Regions from separate parts of the Homo sapiens genome. Here region 1 is linked to region 2. A link is a contact called in ENCODE Hi-C or POLR2A ChIA-PET data. All regions are on one chromosome and are shown on one strand. The core of a region is the stretch at or near the end of the contact, and the rest is flanking DNA. Distances in the headings are between cores, read along the strand shown. Region 1 overlaps AP1S3 (adaptor related protein complex 1 subunit sigma 3). Region 2 overlaps MOGAT1 (monoacylglycerol O-acyltransferase 1).

What was found. A loop is a pair of places that touch in the nucleus more often than their neighbours do. ChIA-PET counts read pairs that join two places held with the same protein, here RNA polymerase II (POLR2A). Pooled maps may share reads with other maps.
Region 1: a map of chondrocyte shows a loop between it and region 2 (4-fold over the local background). The contact joins two enhancer-like sites. A Hi-C loop is called at or near these places in 2 of 168 maps with a recorded cell type or tissue (chondrocyte and esophagus muscularis mucosa) and 3 of 50 pooled maps. POLR2A ChIA-PET finds 5 or more read pairs at or near these places in 1 of 52 experiments (OCI-LY7).

What each region holds. Positions count from the first base shown.
Region 1 is chr2:223,813,137-223,817,381 of GRCh38, reverse strand. All of the region lies in intron 1 of AP1S3 (adaptor related protein complex 1 subunit sigma 3), which reads left to right. Among named protein-coding and RNA genes, the nearest start is that of AP1S3, 22 kb to the left of the region's middle. Within about 2 kb of position 2,066, at least 6 of the 41 ENCODE cell types and tissues checked have a DNase peak (open chromatin) inside an H3K27ac peak, as active enhancers do.
Region 2 is chr2:222,707,651-222,712,298 of GRCh38, reverse strand. It overlaps MOGAT1 (monoacylglycerol O-acyltransferase 1), which reads right to left. Exons shown (of 6, transcript NM_058165.3): 6 at 2,369-2,563. The coding sequence ends at 2,409. Among named protein-coding and RNA genes, the nearest start is that of MOGAT1, 38 kb to the right of the region's middle. RefSeq lists enhancers at 2,475-2,769, 2,716-2,905, 2,715-3,009. Within about 2 kb of position 2,883, at least 21 of the 41 ENCODE cell types and tissues checked have a DNase peak (open chromatin) inside an H3K27ac peak, as active enhancers do.

The DNA of each region.
Region 1 (4,245 bases), core at 817-3,316, 1.1 Mb before region 2:
CCACCTTGGCCTCCCAAAGTTCTGGGATTATAGGCATGAGCTACCACACCCAGCCCCCAAATTGTTTTCTTTTTCCAGGACTCTAAGCAGACCATTGCTGTTAACACATCTTTCTTCAGGCAGACCCTGGAGCCAGGTTGACTTTTGGTTGTCATCCAGCCATGTCTTACTAACATTACGTTGTGGTGATGTTGACTGGACCACCTCTCATACGGAGGCCTAATTTTATTGCCTACAGGCTATTGTATTTTATTGAGACAGAGTTGTCTCGCTTTGTTGTCGAGGCTGGAGTGCAGTGGCACTAGCTCGGCTCACTGCAACCTCCGTCTCCCAGGTTCAAGTGATTCTCCTGCCTCAGCCTCCTGCGTAGCTGGGATTACAGGTATGCATCACCACACCTAGCTAATGTTTGTATTTTTAGTAAAGACAGGGTTTCAATATGGCTAGGCTGGTTTCGAACTCCTGACCTCAGGTGATCCACTCGCCTTGGCCTCCCAAAGTGCTGGGATTACAGGAATGAGCCACTGCACCTAGACTGGGCTATTTTATTTTAATTGGCAAGTTATGGGGGATTGTCTGTCATCTTTATAAGCAGTCTGTAGTATGTTGACTCTGGTGTTATGGATCTATTTAACATAGAGTCAAAAGCCTCATATTGGTAAACAGCAGTCCCACTGACACTGCACATATGTGAAAACGGCATTTGATTGCAGGGAGGATGGAGGCATGGATGCTGGGACAACCTCAGGCTTTAGTGTCAGACTGATCTTATTAGAATCTCTCCCTGCCACTTACTAGCCTTTGGGCTCAGTCATTGACATAGGTATTATGGGACCCTATCCACGGTCTCCTGTGAATACTTGCTATCTGTTCCTTGCTGTTGGTTCTCGTGATTGTTAAGGTTTGTGGCTACTCACATTTCATGCTTCTCTTAGCAAAGCTACGTGTTCATGGCCCGGAAACCTGGCTTTGCTTAAAAAGACCGTTTGATCTCTTCGTTTGTTTTTGGCAAGTGACCAGTTGAAGTAGTTTTTTTTTTTTCAGAAGCATGGGGGAGGAAGGAAGGAATAATTGCCCACTATCTGTCATAGCGGTTTATCATCAAATAAATTATATTGCATTCCTCTTTTAACCAATTAACCCAACTGGTGATAAAGTAGTACGGTAAGTCCTCACTTAACACTGTTGATATGTTCTTAGAAACTGTGTCTTTAAGCAAAATGACACGCTGTATGCCCGTGGAACTTGAAGAAAGGAACTTGACTTTCTATTTTTAAGAGGTCTTCCTTTAGTGTCCAGGCTGGAGCGCAGTGGCATGATCACGGCTCACTGCAGCCTCAGCCTCCCAGGCTCAAATGATCCTCCCACTTCAGCCTCCTGAGTAGCTGGGACCACAGGCATATGCCACCATACCCAGATAATTTTTGTATTTTTTGTACAGATGTGGTTTCACTGTGTTGCCCAGGCTGGTCTCGAACTCCTGGGCTCAAGCTGTCTTCCTCCCTTAGCCTCCCGTAGTGCTAGTATTAGAGACCTGAGCCACTGCCTGTCCCTGACTCTTGTTTCTATCAATTAGCCTGTGGCAAAATTAGTTTTGTTACATAGTATGTTGTTTTGCTTAAAGTTGCAGTTTTCAAGAATCTATTGCTGAAGTTAAGTGAGGGCTTAAAAACTGTATTATATTCTGTGGAATACAGAGTACTGTATGCATAAGAACAGTTTATATGCTTGGATTATTTGCTGTGGAATTAAAACACTTTTATATTTATTAGGAAACTAAGACTGATTACCTTAGTTTTTCAGGGTTCACAAGTTTGGTTGGCTTTACAAATCTATGCATGCATTCATTTTAGGTTGGTTAGTACCGCAGTCCTCAGGAATTTGAAGGTGGCTCGTAAACTTGGGAGGGAAAGTGATTTTTGTTTTGAGAGTTGGGTCAGACCCTAAAGAATCATTACTTAGGGCTGACTGGAATTAATTAACCTGATCTTTCTGCTTTCCTTGGATTGCATCCAAAATCAACCCTGGTTGGTTTCTGCCAGCATTAGCTCCTTCAAAGTCTGCCTCTCAAAGATGTGTCATAGACTACAGCCCATGACTAAAATTTACCAAGCAAGGAGAACTGATGACTGTGTTCTTGGTTTGATGCCAAAAAGTACTCAAAGATTTTTCCAACATGGTTTATGGCACATTGACATTTATTTTCAGAATCAGTGGTATTGTTTTGCTAACTCTGTCACCCTATTGGTAAAATCAATCGAAAGTCTAAGTCAAATACTAAATCACATTTATTTAAAATAAAGATTGGGGCCAGGTGCACTGGCTCATGCCTATAATCCCAGCACTTTGGGAGGCCAAGGCAGGAAAATTGCTTGAGCCCAGGAGTTCAAGACCAGCCTGGCAACATAGTGAGACACCCCTTTCTACAGATAAAAGAATTAGCCCGGAGTGATAGTGTGTACCTGTGGTCCCAGCTACTTGGGAGGCTAAGGCAGGAGGATCTCCTGAGCCCAGGAGGTTGAGGCTGCAGTGAGCTGTGATCGTGCCATTGTACACCAGCCTGGGTGACAGAGTAAGACCCTGTTTCAAATTAAAGAAAAATAAATAAACATTGAGTCTTAGTTCTTATTGTCAGCCTGAAATCTCCTGTATAGTCTTAGAACGCCTGTCATATTTTTTAGTTTAATGTGCAAACCTCATTTTGATTGAAGTGTAACTAAGTAGTTTCTATATTTGAAATGAGAATGTTTTGTAAATAGTGGATGTTCATGTGACCAGTGAGAATTTCGTTTGTGAAGTTTGTTAGGGTCTTTGGAAAACTAGCCCCATGTTCAAATCCCTGATTACTTTGTCCTGGAGGGCCAGGAATGGTCTAAATGTTACCTTTCAAGTACATTTGATTTCAGAATTAGGTGATGCCTGAGAAGCAGAAAGGCCAACCCCTTGTCATTTTTGCCGCTTTATTTAACTTCTTGTAGTGGACATGGTCTTTGCTGAGGCTGCCGGCTATGAACTAGATGGGGCAGAACAGAACGTGAAAGGCAGAGAACAGCCACGTCCCATTGTTAACACAGAAAACAAAGAACAGAGTGTGAGATACCTAGTGATGCCAGCCGTATCCACTGAGGCCTCTTCCCACTGTTTTTTCTCTTACTTGCTTCTTGAAGTCTTTCTCCCAGAGTCACAGAAGGTTAGGGCCACTCAGGGTTGGAAAGCTCCTGCCACTTCCATTTTCGGAAGCCACTGGTATGTTAAAAAATGAAGGTAGTGTGGAAACAAGGTTATAAATATTGGGGCACATCTGACGCTAGTTGGTGGCACATTTTAAAGGCTTGTGCTTAACAAGTTAATGAATGTGTCATTTATAAAATACTGGGTACTTTCATTTTGCCTTCTGCAGAATGTTTTAAGGATTTGTAAAGATGCATGGGTCCACTCACTGTGCATGCCAGGAGCTTAAGCTTGGAATAGGACATGTGCTTATTGATGTATAAAGGACGTCTCTGTCTTTTGGCCTCATTGGGGTTTCTCTGTGACAGCCTAAATAAGGCCATGATTCTAAGCATGGGACCCTTTGTGGATGTGAGGGCTGCCCCTCCCTTCTTACCTCTTTCACTCAAGGAACTACCTTCTATTCTGAGGATGATTTGTTTGTCTTTGCTATCCCATACACTGGTGTTCAACTTTTAGAAAATGTCTTATGAAGGGATAGAGGGGCTGTGTCAGAGTGTATTTAGCTCAGCTATGTTCTCCAAACAGGGCTATAGTTGGTAAAAATATTCAGAGTTGGGGATCTGCTGCCAGCCTGCCTGGCTTCTAAGCCCAGTTCTACCACTTATAGCTGTGTGACCTTGGGCAAATTACTTAATCTCTCTGATCCTCAGTTACCACATTTTAAAAGATGGAAAATAATTGTTATCCTCCTCATGTGTTTGTTGTGGGGATTAAATGAGGTAAAATACTTAGCATAAGACGTGACATGTAGTAAATGATATTCCAAATAATGTACAAAAGCAGTAAATTAATATTATTTGTCACGGAGAGGCTGAACACCATCTCCAGGCGTAAATTTCAAAAGGCACGTTTTGAAAGTCATAGGAAAATTGCTCACTAAGGTTTCAAAATGGCATATGTGGGCCAGGCATGGTGGCTCACTCCTGTACTCCCAGCACTTTGGGAGGCTGAGTGGGGTAGATCACTTGAGGTTAGGAGTTTGAGACCAGCCTGGCCAACATGGCAAAAACT
Region 2 (4,648 bases), core at 1,634-4,133:
CAGCTTCACCTCCTCACTACTAGCTGTGAGATTAAAACGCATACCTCTGTGAAATTGCAAATGATGACGTGGCATGGGCTTTTAACAAACTTCTCCAAGGGGATACAACTCATGGGTTTTAAAAAATAAGTTAAAGGTCCTGCTTTGACCAAAATTGAAGTAATTTCAAGCCCACAGGTCAGTGGACCCCTGGATTCCTCAACTAGGGTGAAGCCAAAGGGATTCTGGCCCAAAAAACTTCATGTAGAGCAATTGAGAAGTTTCAGGCTTTTTGTAGGTGACATGCCCTCCTTCTTAAGGCATTACCCAGCATGACTGTATTTTGCTGTGACTAAACCCCAATCCAGCCTCTAGCCCAGAGCTGAATATTTAAAAATTGGAAGCCTGAAGACATATTACCAATAAGTTGGGAGGCAGCTCCCTGAAGTTGCCTACGAACACCTGGAGAAGAGGAAGCACAAAAGCAAACATCTAGCAGTGGACATGGGTTGGAAACGAGACATTCTTCTTGTCGAATGACTAGTTACTTAACACTTAGTGACTAATTATCAGAAACCTCTTTCTGACTTGCTCCCTGTGAATTGGCTTACGGTATTGTTGATTACCGGTTCAGAGCAATCAGACACAGCAAATATTCTCCTTCTGCAAGTGGGTCTTACCTTAAAACAGGTCTCATCCTATGGTACAGCTTTAAAAATTCTCTGCTTAATGGAAAAGTTTGTTTGCATGTTTAGCTATAAATGCATTCATCAAACAAGTACTTACTTTTTGCCTACTAAGCGCCATAAGCTGACCTGGGCACTGAGGGGATGTCAGTAAACAGGAAGGACAAGGTCCCTGCTCATGCTGGGTCAGAGAAGAGTCCTAAACCCGGCGAACTGTGAACTGGACGTATCTCACCAGGGAGGACACTTTCTTTCTTTTTTCTTTTCTTGAGATGGATTCTCACCCTGTCGCCCAGGCTGGAGTGCAGTGGTGCAATCTCCGCTCACCGCAACCTCCGCCTCCCAGGTTTAAGCAATTCTCCTGTCTCGGCCTCCCGAGTAGCTGGGACTACAGGTGCCTGCCACCACACCTGGCTAATTTTTGTATTTTTAGTAGAGACGGGGTTTCACCATGTTGGTCAGGCTGGTCTCGAACTCCTGACCTCAGGTGATCCACCCGCCTCAGCCTCCCAAAGTGCTGAGATTACAGGCATGAGCCACCACGCCCAGCCGGCACTTTCTTTTAGAGATTATTTTATAATGAAAAGGCCATTCAGGAAGCAAATTAAAACCATTTCTCTTAGCATGAAAATTTTTTGGAATTTCCTGATATGGAATTTCCAGAATTTCTAGTCCTGAATCATGTGCAAAAGCCTGTCTTCCAAATAGATTTCCCTCTACAGCAAAGGAGCATGATTCTAAGCATGAATAGAAATGAGGAACCATTCTCCTGTCCACATGAGTTTTCGTATGACAGATTCATCCCATTTTGAAAATGGCAAAAAATCCTGCACTAGTATTTAAAAATTTGTTGTTGATATGACCAAAGGCTCAAACTATCTAAGTATTAAAAGTATCTTTATTCACTAACAAATGTCCTGTTCAAGCAGAAAAAAATATTTCCTCTAGCTGTATATGGCGAACTATTTTACACAGTGTCTCCCAAATGGGCTGGCTGTGAACAACAGTTGTCACATTTTGTGAAAACACCACCTTAAGTTATTGTGATGTTTAGTAAGAGGGTCTAATTATTATTATTATTATTATTATTATTATTATTATTTTAAGACAGAGTCTCACTCTGTCTCCCAGGTTGGAGTGCAATGGTGCGATCTCAGCTCATCGCAACCTCCACCTCCCAGGTTCAAGCGATTCTCCTTCCTCAGCCTCCCTTGTAGCCGGGATTACAGGTGCCCACCACAATGCCCAGCTAATTTTTGTATTTTTAGTAGAGTCGGGGTTTCACCATGTTGGCCAGGCTGGTCTCAAACTCCTGACCTCAAGTGACCTACCTGTCTCGGCCTCCCAAAATGCTGGGATTACAGGCGTGAGCCACTGTGCCCGGCCGGGTGTAATTACTTTTTGAAGCTTTCTTTTGTTTTTCAGAGCACATGAATAATTCTAAACTTGTTCATAACCTGTAAAATGATTTTGCCTTCATAGGCAAGGAAAATTATTAGATGTCTTATAGTCATCTCCAACCTTATCCTACAGTCATCTGTGTTTTTATTTACCACAGATACACCAACATTCATCGCCATAAATAATACTTTTCTGTTGCAAATTTGATGCCACAGGCAAAAGAAAAAAAATAAACGTCTTTAAAATATTTATTCTCACAATAGGATGGTCTCTTATCCTTCTTTATGCCTTATTACAGCCAAGTCATTTATTTTTATTTTTTAATTTTTTTTTATAGTCAAGTCATTTTAAAACAAGAGTCTCGTGCTCTGGAATGCCATACTTTCCTTTGTGTTCCTCAAACAATTTCCTAAGTTCCTCCATATAGGTCTGATGTAACTCCTCAATCTGCTCCTGGGTCGGGTTCAGAGTCTGACGAACAGGGATCGGGCGGCCAACTGCAAATCAGGGAATACATCATACGTGAGGAACTAAAACCACTCCACCACAGACCGCCGCCCCTAATGCACAGCTGTGAACACAACTGCCAATCAGAATCCCTCCAGCCTGCTCACTCCAATCCTTGTTTCCTTTCACTGGCTGCCTGCAGTGGTCACACCACTCCATCTGATAACAAATAAAGAACTTTCCTCCTCAGCAGACACTGGATTGTCGGGACCCTGGTGGTTTTGACTTTGAGTCAAATGAGCTACTGTGCTGACTGCAGCTGGGAGGTGAGTGGACATAGCTGTGTGTCCACGTCACCAGCTTCCTCCCTCTGGAACAGTTGACAGCCAGACCATAGTGCCCTGATTATTACTGACTGTGAATCCTCACGTCACGTGGCAGTCCTCTAGTCTGACTCTTCTTTTTGAGACAGAGTCTTACTCTGTCACCCAGGCTGGAGTGCAGTGGCACAGTCTCAGCTCACTGCGAACTCCGCCTCCCGAGTTCAAGCGATTCTCTTGCCTTAACCTCCCACTGAGTAGCTGGGATTACAGGCTCCCACCACCATGCCCGGCTAATTTTTTTTTTGTATTTTCAGTAGAGACGGGGTTTTGCCATGTTGGCCAGGCTGGTCTTGAACTCCTGACCTCAAGCTGGAATTACAAGGGTGAGCGACTGGCCAGGCCCAGTCTGCCTCTTTTGAGTGTCTTTCTAAACAATTAAAAAATACATATCTTCACAGCTAAGTATCTGTATTAGAGAAATACACATAAATGACGTGGATTCCATTGTTTGTAATAGCGGGTAACTGAAAAACAGCTAACGTCTCAATAGAAAAACTGTTAAATAAACCATGTAATAGTCATTCAATAGAATCCTAGGCAGAAATTTTTAAACAATGAAATAATATAAATATGTGTACACATACACAAATACACACAGATGTCTAAAATGTATTAAGTGGAAAAATAATTTGTAAAATAATACAGTATGATCCATTTTTGGAAAAAATGTTTATATTCCTAGAAGTATTATACGTTTTTAGTGCATGGAAAAAAGTCCGGAAAGAGAGAGAAACATAAAAGTTCCTTTTTGGTAAGGACGTAGGGATGGGGAAATTTCACTCTAACTGTGTTATATAAATTTTCTACAAATGAGAATGCATTTGTGTTTTTCCAAATACACTAATTAAAAACAAATCTGGCAACCTCTATACATATTTTAAAAGGTGTTTATATAACATCTCACTTGTCTCTGATTTTTAGAAAATACAAAAATTCCCATGGCTTTGGCTCTTGCACTCGCTGCGCCACCTGCTGGTCGGATGCTGCTACTGATGCCAAGGGTTGAAAATGTACAGGATGGCCGGGCGCAGTGTCTCACGCCTGTAATCCCAACACTTTGGGAGGCTGAGGCGGGTGGATCACCTGAGGTCAGGAGTTCGATACTAGCCTGACCAGCATGGCGAAACACCGTCTCTACTAAAAATACAAAAATTAGCCGGACGTGGTGGCGGGCACCTGTAATCCCAGCTACCCGGGAGGCTGAGGCAGGACAACCTCTAGAACCCAGGAGGCAGAGGTTGCAGTAAGACCGGATTGCGCCACTGCACTTTAGCCTGGGGGACAGAGCAAGACTCCGTCTCAAAACAAACAAGCAAACAAACAACAACAAAAAAAAGAAAATGTACAGGAAGTTCAATGAGGCAGCAAACTGCTGCCTCTGACCTCATTAGCTTGGGCATGAGGTCAGGTGGGCTCTAGGTAATGAATGGGACCCACAGTAGAGCGACCTTTGTCCTATCCTGAGTCATCCCATGTCACATACGAGGTTCTGATTCATGTCAGTAAGAGTAGGTGGTTAGCTAAGCAAAATATGAACAAATGTTAAGTCACAGAGAAGGAAGTGATAAATGACATCAGTATGGGAGCTGAGGGGGCACAGAGGACACACACACATACACACATCCTTACTGCAACATTAATATTCTCAAATTGCTAAGAATTTAACCACACATAGCCTTGAAAAGCTCATGTGGTTTTCTTTGATAGCTTGGATGTCACATTTATACATAGTAGACATAAGTCCTGTTTAAC